Linked DNA regions of Homo sapiens: region 2 is linked to region 1. Evidence: chromatin contacts called from ENCODE Hi-C or POLR2A ChIA-PET data. All regions are on one chromosome and are shown on one strand. The core of a region is the stretch at or near the end of the contact, and the rest is flanking DNA. Distances in the headings are between cores, read along the strand shown.

Region 1 (5,138 bases), core at 1,794-4,293:
AGTAGCTGGGATTACAGGCACATGCCACCATGCCTGGCTAATTTTTGCGTTCTTAGTACAGACAGGGTTTCACCATCTTGTCCAGACTGGTCTTGAACTCCTGACCTTGTGATCCACCTGCCTTGGCCTCCCAAAGTGCTGGGATTACAGGCATGAGCCACTGCGCCAGGCCCAAATCTGCATTTTAGCGAGTCCCTGGTATCTCCTGTGAGCATTAAAGTTTGAGAAGTGGTGATCTGTGTGCTGATGGCTCCCCAATGTTCACCTCAATCCCTGGGCCCCAGCCTTTATACCTAACTGCCACTTTGGCATATACCCAGCCATCTCAAACATAATTTGCTCCAAACTGATATCCTTGCTTAAACTTGATCCTCTCCATCCTATCCAATCGCACCACTACTACTGGCCATTCAGGCTACAAACCTAGGAGACATTTCTGAGTCCACTATGTCCCTCACTCTCCTATTCAATCCATCAACTAGTCTAGGTGACTACTTCCAAATCCATCCCAAATGCATCTCTTTCTATCTGAAGCCACCACCTCAATCTATGACTTGGATACCTATCAAGCCTCCCACTTTTGCCCTTCCTGCCTCCAGTCAGTTCTCCCCACTATGGCCAGAGGGAGCTTTTTTTTTTTTTTTTTGGAGACAGAGTCTCACTCTGTTCCCCAGGCTGGAGTGCAATGGCGCATCTCGGCTCACTGCAACCTCCGCCTCCCCAGTTCAAGTTGGTTCTCATGCCTCAGCCTCCCGAGTAGCTGGGACTACAGGTGTGTGCCACCACACCCAGCTAATTTTTTGTATTTTAGTAGAGATGGGGTTTCATCATGTTGCTCAGGGTGGTCTCGAACTCCTGAGTTCAAGCAATCCACCCATCTTGGCCTCCCAAAGTGCTAGGATTACAGGTGTGAGCCACCACACCCAGCCAGAGGGAGCTTTTAAACTAAAATTAGGCCAGGCGCTGTGGCTCACGCCTGTAATCCCAGCACTTTGGGAGGCTGAAGCAGGTGGATCACAAGGTCAGTTCAAGACCAGCCTGGCCGAGATGGTGAAAGCCCGTCTGTACTAAAAATACAAAAATTAGCCAGGTGTGGTGGCAGGCACCTGTAATCCCAGCTATTCGGGAGCCTGAGGCAGGAGAATCACTTGAACCTGGGAGGTGGAGGTTGCAATGAGCCAAGATTGTGCCACTGCACCCCAGTCTGGGCGACAGAGCGAGATTCCATCGCTAAATAAATAAATAAATCAACTAAAATTAGTGATTTCTGCCTAAAATCGCTAACGGCATATCACACTTAAAATCAGAGACTGGGCACACTGGCTCATGCCTGTAATCCCAACACTTTGGGAGACCAAGGTAGGAGGATCACTTGAGCCCAGGGATTCAAGACCAGCCTGGGCAACATAGAGAGACCCCATCTCTACAAAAAAATTAAGAATTATCCAGGCATGGTGGTGAATGCCTGTCATCTCAGGTACTCAGGAGACTGAGGCTGGAGGATCCTTTAAGGTCAGTAGTTAGAGGTTGCAGTGAACCATGACTGCACTTGTGAATAGCCACTGCACTCTAGCCTGGGCAACATACTGAGATCCTGTCTCTAAAAATAAATAAATAGCCAGGGAGCAGTGGCTCATGCCTATAATCCTAGTGCTTTGGAAGTCCAAGTGGGGAGGATCGCTTGAGCCCAGGAGTTCAAGACCAGCCTGGACAACATAGCAGGACACGATCTTTACAAAAATTATTTTAAAAAATTAGCTGGACCTGGTGGTGTGCACCTGTAGTTCCAGCTACTGGGAAAGCTGAGGCAGGAGAATCACTTGAGCCATGGAGTTTGAGGCTGCAGTGAGCTATGGAGTGCACTGCACCACTGCACTCCAGGCTTGACGAACAAGTGAGATCCTGTCTCTAAAAAATAAAAATAAATAAATAAAATCAGATAGGGTCTACCCCTCTAAACTCAACTCCTACCACTGGCAGCTTCAGCTACACTGTTTCTGAAAGAAACTAAGTTTATCCCATCTCAGAACCTTTGTACTTGCTTTTCTCTCTGTCTAGAGCTTTCTTCCTCCAGATCTGCCCACAGCTGTCTCTGGTCATTTCAATGAAAGGTCTTCTTTGACCATCTCCCATTCCCCACATTCTAAAAGCCCTCATCACCCTATTAATTTTTGTTTCGGAGACAGGGTCCTGCTCTGTTGCCCAGGCTGGGGTGCAGTGGCACAATCACGGCTCACTACAGCCTCAACCTCCTGGGCTCAAGCAATCCTCCCACCTCAGCTTCCCGAGTAGCTAGGACTACAGGCGTGCACCACTACGCCCAGATAATTTTTTGTAGAGAACAGGGTCTTGCTATGTTGCCAAGGCTGGTCTCGAAACTCCTGGGCTCAAGCGAAATTCCCGACACCATTAACGCATTTTTAGTAACTTATCAGTATCTGAAATCACCTGTTTCGTTTATTTCTAATTTGTTCAAAGTCTGGTTCCCCCAGGAGATGAGAGATTTTTATCTATCTTCCTCATTGCTGTGTCTCCAGCACCAAGGACAGTGCCTGGTATATGACAGATGCCTAACGAGTAACAACTGAACGGAAACAAGCCTCAATTTCAAAAAAACACCTATAAATCTGAACCCCGAGGTATGGTGTACGTACAACAGCTTTGAAACCGGCTGCCAGGATTCTGGGTCTCTTGGGGGAAAAAGGCAGACGCGGATTCCAAATCCTGCCCGGTTGCCGACTTGCGGCGTGACCTCTCGCGAGGTCATCTGCAAAATGGGAGACTGGGGGCGTGAGGCGGCTGGCACAAGACAGGCGGCCTTTCCCAGCGCGTCCCCGCCCCCACTACGAAAGGTCATGGCGCCCTGGCCCTGCAGCTGGGTCCCTCCAGGGCTGCCCTCTCGCGCTGCCGGGTCCTGAAGGGCCCGCCTGCAGCCCAGCAGTTCGCGTTCGCCTACCCGCGCGCGACCTACCTACTCACGCGGCCAGCCGCGGACTCCAGGCCAGCTCTGTCTTGTTGCTGGGCGCTGCCATATTGGCCCAGAGAGCGTCCGGGTCAGGGAGCTCCAGGGAGGTAGCAAATCAAGAAAGCTGGTGTAATAGGTCCCGCCCACAACGCGAGGTGGGCCAATAGGAAGGCGGAAGGATCTGGGACCCGCCTCATAACGAGCCAGGCCCAGCCTCTAATGAGGCAAGACGCACTCCAGACCTGGGAACCTTGAAATGGCCCGGGAGGCTGGACTTGGGAGTCATAGTCTATGAATCCAGTCGCAGGCCCCAGCGGCTGAAATGAGAAAATGAATTAAAAAAAAACAAAAAGTGAAAGGGGGCCGGTACGGTGGCTCATGCCTGTAATCCCAGCACTTTGGGAGGCCAGAAGTTCGAGACCAGCCTGGGCAACATAGCGAGACCCCCTTATCTACAAAAAATTTAAAAATTAACTGGGCATGATGGCGCATGCTCATAGTCCCAGCTATTCGGGAGGCTGAAACGGGAGGATCGCTTGAGCCCTGGAGGTCGAGGCTACAGCGAGCCATGATTGCACCCCTGCACTCCAGCCTGGGCAACAGAGTGAGACCCTGTTTCTAAAAATAGTAATAATAAATAAATAGGGCAGGGCGCGGTGGCTCACGCCTGTAATCCCAACACTTTGGGAGGCCGAGGCCTGCGGATCACCTGAGGTCAGGAGTTCGAGACCAGCCTGGCCAACATGATGAAACCCCGTCTCTACTAAAAATACAAAGTTAGCAGGGCATGGTGGTGGGTGCCTGTAATCCCAGCTTCTCGGGAGGTTGAGGCAGGAGAATCGCTTGAACCCGGGAGACGGAGGTTGCAGTGAGCCAGGATAACACCACTGCACTCCAGCCTCAGCAACAGAGCGAGACTCTGTCTCAAAAAATAAATAAATAAATAAAAATTAGTGGGGCGTGGTGGCGTGCTCCTGTGATCCCAGCTACTCGGGAGGCTGAGGCACGAGAATTGCTTGAACCCAGGAGGTGGAGGTTGCAGCGAGCCGATATAGCACCACTGCACTCCAGCCTGGGCGACAGAGTGAGACTCCGTCTCAGTAAATAAATAAATAGGAAGGCCTCAGTGAGGTGTCCTTTGAGTAAAGGCCGGAGGAAGTGAGTGAGCCATCTGGATATCTGGGGAACGCTTTTGGCACTGGGAACAACAGCAAAGACTCTGTGTGGTCGGAGTGGAGTCTTTGGAGGAAATGGGATAAAACGAGGTGAGATTGAGTAATGGGGGCTCCTGGTCTCCCCCAGAAAGCACCAGATTTAGGCTGTTAATAACTAAGGTGGATAAGCACATAAAATGGGCTATTGGCAATAACAGTGTCCCCCGGGAAGGAAGGCTATCTGCCCTCATAAGCCCATTTCTGCAGTCCCTCAGCCTCTGTGGCGCAGTGAGCTGGCATGGAGACTAGGATGCAAGAACCTACCCTTAGGATGCCTCAAGGACTCTGCGCAGCCGCAGGACATCCACCTCATCAGAACTCTTGTGATTGGGCAATCTGAGAAAACCTGTAGCCAATCAGCTGCTTGGCTGGAGCACTCCTCTCTGGCAAGTTGACAGGCACGTGGGCAGCGGCTGGGAGCGCTACTGCCCTCTGCCAGGCTCCCGCAGCTACAAGCAAGCAGAGTCAGCTCTGCTTAGCTGGGGAGTGGGTAAGATGATGGGGTCGCTGACCTGGCTGTGGCCTTCAGAGTTATTGGTGTCCTTCTCTTGAGGTGGTCATGGCTTTTGTTTTCTTATTTATCCTTCCAGAACTAGTCTTTTAATATTTTATTTTATTTTATTTTATTTTATTTTTGGAGACGGAGTCTGGCTCTGTCGCCCAGGTTGCAGTGCAGTGGTGCAATCTCAGCTAATTGCAACCTCCGCTTCCCACATTCAAGCAATTCTCCTGCCTCAGCCTCCCGAGTAGCTGGGACTACAGGCGCATGCCACCATACCCGGCTAATTTTTGTATTTTTAGTAGAGATGGAGTTTCACCATGTTGCCTAGGCTGGTCTCCAACTCCTGGGCTCAAGCAGTCCTCCCGCTTCAGCCTCCCAAAGTGTCAGAATTACAGGCATTAGCCACCGTGCCCAGTCATTATTATTATTTATTTATTTATTTATTTTTTGAGACAGA
Region 2 (5,138 bases), core at 1,215-3,714, 1.1 Mb after region 1:
TGTATTTATTTATTTATTTATTTATTTATTTTTGAGACAGAGTTTCACTCTGTTGCCCAGGCTGGAGTACAGTGGCGCGATCTCAGCTCACTGCAACCTCCTCCTCCCAGATTCAAGTGATTCTCATGCCTCAGCCACCCAAGTAGCTGAGATTACAGGTGTGCCTCCCACCATGCCCAGCTAACTTAAAAAATATTTTTAATAGAGATGAGGTTTCAGCATGTTGGCCAGGTTGGAAACCAACTCCTGGCCTCAAGTGATCCACCCACCTTGCCTCCCAAAGTGCTGAGATTACAGGCATGAGCTACTACACCCAGCCATTTTTTTTATTTTTTGTAGAGACAGAGTCTCACTACATTGCCCACACTGGTCTCAAACTCCTGAACTCAAGCAATCCTCCTACCTCAGTCTCCCAAAGTGCCAGGATTACAGGCATGAGCCACTGCACCCAGCCCAAATGTGATATTCCAAAGGATGCAGGTGGCTGTGTTGGGATGGCCAATGAAGGTAAGGGACAATGGAAGTACAGGGTGAGGGCAATGAACAGGACATACCTGAGAGCCTGGTTATTGGCCTTGACTATGGGAGTGCCTTCACAAAGACCCGAAAGACCCCCCCACAAAGAGGTCATAGAAGGACAGACCCAAATGGTCATTATAAACAAGGAAGGTAGCCACGCTGACAGGTAGCGATCTCACTTACAGTTTGAGTCTTGATGCTTTGTCCATGGTGTTCACTGTTCTGCATCTAATTAGAAACAAGAGGATGCATTTTGTGAGTTTCAGCAATTTAGAACTAAACATGACCTTTGACAGCCTTGGAAGCATTGTTCCCCCTGCATCTACCTGTACACACAGAGCTACCAGAAGGGTGGATCATGGGAGTTTTCAAGATTACACTGTCTCCTCTATAATGGGAAAAATGAAATATGTTTCTACTTTAAAAAAAAAATTTAGAGACAGTCTCTCTCTCTCCCAGGCTGGAATGCAGTGGCACAATCTTGGCTCACTGTAACCTCAAACTCTTAGCCTTGAGATCCTTCTGCCTCAGCCTCCGAAGGAGCTAGGACTACAGGTGAACACCATACCCAGCTAATTTTTAAAAATTTTTTGAGAAATGGGGTCTCGCTATGTTGCCCAGGCTGGTTTTGGGCTCTTGGTCTTTCCAAGTTCTGTAGGGACACTTTAGAAAACTTATTTGAGATAAATTTCCTTCCACTTTACAGCAACACGGATGGAACTGGAGGCCATTATCCTAAGTGCGATGATGCAAAAACAGAAAGTCAAAAACTGCATCTTCTTACATATAAGTGGGAGCTAAACAATGGGTAAACATGGACATACAGAATGGAATAATAGACACTGGAGATGCCAATAGGTTGGACAGAGAGGGGGGATGAGGGATGAAATATTACCTATTGGGTACAATATACACTCTTTGGGTGATGGGTGCACTAAAAGCCAGACTTCGCCACTATGAAATATATCCACGTAACACAAGTGCATTTGTAACCATAAATCTACAAAAATAAAAATAAAAATGAAAAGCAATAAAAACATGCTTAAACTAAAAACAAACAAACAAAAAAACAACGAAAACAAACCATTTCCTTCCAGAGTAAAACGCAGTTTACTGAGCACGTCTCATAGATCGTGATTGGTCTGAAGAGTCCCTGTGCCCAGGTTAGGGTTGCAATTTACCACCCGAGCCAAGTGCTCGGGTGTCCTACGGATTGTTTTTTCTTTCTTTCCTTTTTTTTTTTTTCTTGGGATGGGTTCTGGCCATGTTGCCCAGACTGAACTCAAACTCCTGGAGTCAAGCGATCCACCCGCCTCAGCCCACCCACCCCCCGACCTCCCCCACCGCCCCCACCACGCAGTAGCTGGGACTACGGGTGTGCGCCACCAAGCCCTGCCTTGGGGTTCCTTTTCTAAAGTGCCAAATGTGTGGAGGTGGGGAAAAGAAAGGTGGACGCCTCAACGCTGTTATGGTCAAAGATTAAAATGCAACCACACTTTTTATTACACATGATGGGGTAACCGTCTGTTTATAAACAAGGGTCACTATTCCACGAGAGGCCTTACAACATTATGCCAAGCCCCTGGTACCTGGAGGACATCAGACCCTCCTGTTCCTGTGCGGCCTTGACTAGACGACCACTTGCTCTGGACTTGCTCCTCGAGGGGTCGCTCCATCTGGAAACTGAGACTGGAATTCCTGCGCATCCCTGTCCCCGCATCCAGAAACACTGCAGGAAGACTTCCGTGTCCGACCCGAGATCCGGAACAATTTCTGCTTCAACACAATTGTCCACGGAGGGCACCAGTTCCGTCCCACCGGCGGAAGCGAGATCTGCCTAGCTACTAGACCTGCTGCCTAGCTGTCATTCGGACAAAAAGGGGCGGGGCTGTATAATTGTCCAATCAGGGGCGGCGCCGGAAAGGAGGGTACGGCTACGCTGCGCAAATGCGTGCTACGTCACTGTGCGATCGGGTTGTGCTTAGCTTGGGGTCTCCTGGCCCCTTGACGCGTCAGGTTGCTGTACCCCTGCATCGGATGCGCTGTACCCTGCGCTGGCTCCGTGAACCTTAGGGACAACACCGGGACACCCGCGAGGCCGGAAAATGGTGAGTGTGCAGGGCCGGACTAGTTGGAACCGGCCGTGATCGCGGGACCCGGGCCTCCCCACGGTCACCTCCGGCCGCAGTGTGGGGCTGGGCTGGCAGCTGGAACTCCAAGCGTCCTGTCCCGTCCCTGCGCGGCGACTGCGGTCCCAGCCCCGGAGCCCTCTCTGGACAACTCCGCGCCCGCAGCCCCGCGTCTTTCCCAGATCGTGCAGGGACCACGGGAGGGTCCTGGGGAGAATCCCGCCTTGTGTGTTTGGTTTGTGTGGGAGGAGCTACAGTCTGGGGTTCCCAGTCCCTTCTTTCTTCCCAAAGGCTGTTTCCCCCTGAGTCTTCCAAAGATGTTGGAAGCAGAGTCTCAAATCCACTACCCTGTCCCCCCAGCCTAGCTCCTCCCACGGCGGGCCATTAATCCCTAGATTTCCGGATCCCTCCCCGAATTCCCAAACGCCTACTTCCGCTCGCCAGTGGAAAACATCGTCACCAACTCTTTGTCCTGTGTGGTGCATTTCAAACACACGCAGTATTTTAATAATCTTTTTTCCAATAGATGCCTCTTTTAAACGATTTATTTCTTGTTTGTGGATATTTTACATCAGAGAAAAATCAGAAAAATTATTCACTTGGAACTAATCTGCATAAAATGCTGTGGCCCTCATCCTGGTACCTTTCCAGGGCACAGACATCCTATGGGAACTCCTTTGCGTTGAGGTTCCTTTTTGTAAACTTTCCTGGGTAATCTATCTTTTCAGCACAGTTTCAGATTGGCACTGTCCCGCCTTGGGTTTATGACCTTGAAAAGATTTATTCACTCGAATGTCATTTTTCCAATAAATATAAAATATATGTTATCAGAAGAACTTGAGAGACAGTACAAAATATTTCCAAAGGGCAAAAAAGAAATGAATCTCAGAAAACAAAAAACATCCCAATATTACATTTGTTAAAAATTCTTTGTTCTTTCCCTGAGCACATGGAATATGTTTCTCAGGTCTGTTCTTTTAGTTTGATGTTTCAGATGGTATTCCAGGACTTAAACTTGCAACATCTAGAAGCATTCAGATAGAAGTAATACTTTTGTAAACTATTTATTGCCATGGAAATAATTAACTGACATTATTATTTTCTTTTTTTTTTTTTTAACAGATGGGGTCTGGCTGTGTTGCTCAGGCTGATCTTGAACTCCTGGGCTCAAGCGATCCTCCACCCTCAGCATCCCAAAGTGCTAGGATTCCAGGCATGAGCTACTATTACCGGCCCAACATTCTCATTTTCTGAAAGCAATAGTGGGTTTTCTTGTTAAATGGCTTAAAATTTTCTTGCTTCCTTCCTTTATTTATTTATTTATTTATTTATTTATTATTTATTTACTTTTTTTTTTGAGACGGAGTCTAGCTTTCTCGCCAGGCTGGAGTGCAGTGACACGATCTCAGCTCACTGCAACCTCTGCCTCTCGGGTTCAAGCGATTCTCCTGCCTCAACCTCCCAAGTAGCTGGGATTACAGGCACAAGCTACCACGCCCAGCTAATTTTTGTATTTTTTTTTTTTTTTTTTAGTAGAGAGTGTTTCACTATGTTTCCCAGGATGGTCTCAATCTCCTGATCTCCTGACCTCATGATCCTCCCGCCTTGGCCTCCCAAAATGCTGGGATTACAGGCATGAGCCACCACGCCAGGCCTTTTGCTTCCTTTATACGTAAACACTGTGTTTAAGTAATTCTGCTGGATTTTTTTTTTTTTTTTTTTTTTTAAAGACCAAGTCTTGCTCTTTTGCCCAGGCTGGAGTGCAGTGGCACAATTTTGGCTTACTGCAACCTCCGCACTTGGAAGCTGAGGAGCCACAGGCAGATGCTGTTAGGGGAAGAGGGGAGGATGTCTGAGGTTTTAATTGTGGTTTCCTTGGGTGTGTTTTTAGACATTACATTTGAGTTTCACATCTGTAAGGTAGGTACACTGAGTGTAATTGGTGCATATTGACAGCCATTCTCCTGCCTTAGCCTCCCAAGTACCTGGGATTACAGGCACACACCACTATGCCCGGCTAATTTTTTTGTATTTTGAGTAGAGGCGGGGTTTCACCATGTTGGCCAGTCCGGTCTCGAACTCCGGACCGCAGGTGATCCACCCGCCTCAGCCTCCCAAAGTGCTGGGATTATAGGTGTGAGCCATCGTGCCAGGCCTTCTGCTGGATGTTTAAGGAACAATCCTTAAGAATTTAAGGGCCCGGCACGGTGGCTCATGCCTGTAATCCCAGCACTTTGGGAGGCCAAGGAGGGCGGATCACGAGGTCAGGAGCTCGAGACCATCCTGGCTAACATTGTGAAACCCCGTCTCTACTAAAAATACAAAAAATTAGCTGGGCGTGGAGGCGGGCGCCTGTAGTCCCAGCTACTCTGGAGGCTGAGGCAGGAGAATGGCGTGGACCTGGGAGGCGGAGCTTGCAGTGAGCCGAGATCGCGCCACTGCACTCCAGCGTGGGTGACAGGGTGAGACTCCATCTCAAAACAAAAAAAA

Evidence for each region. A loop is a pair of places that touch in the nucleus more often than their neighbours do. ChIA-PET counts read pairs that join two places held with the same protein, here RNA polymerase II (POLR2A). Pooled maps may share reads with other maps.
Region 2: a pooled map shows a loop between it and region 1 (5-fold over the local background). The contact joins the promoter of ZNF791 here to the promoter of ECSIT in region 1. A Hi-C loop is called at or near these places in 6 of 50 pooled maps. POLR2A ChIA-PET finds 5 or more read pairs at or near these places in 3 of 52 experiments (GM10248, MCF 10A and naive thymus-derived CD8-positive, alpha-beta T cell).

The regions. Positions count from the first base shown.
Region 1 is chr19:11,526,091-11,531,228 of GRCh38, forward strand. It overlaps ECSIT (ECSIT signaling integrator), which reads right to left and starts at 3,044. Exons shown (of 8, transcript NM_016581.5): 1 at 2,972-3,044.
Region 2 is chr19:12,608,456-12,613,593 of GRCh38, forward strand. ZNF791 (zinc finger protein 791) reads left to right here and starts at 2,465. Exons shown (of 4, transcript NM_153358.3): 1 at 2,465-2,627. The coding sequence starts at 2,625. ZNF490 (zinc finger protein 490) reads right to left here and starts at 2,358. Exons shown (of 5, transcript NM_020714.3): 1 at 2,109-2,358; 2 at 703-747. The coding sequence starts at 2,225. RefSeq lists enhancers at 2,027-2,246, 2,577-2,636, 4,362-4,431, 4,876-5,138 and a silencer at 2,377-2,436.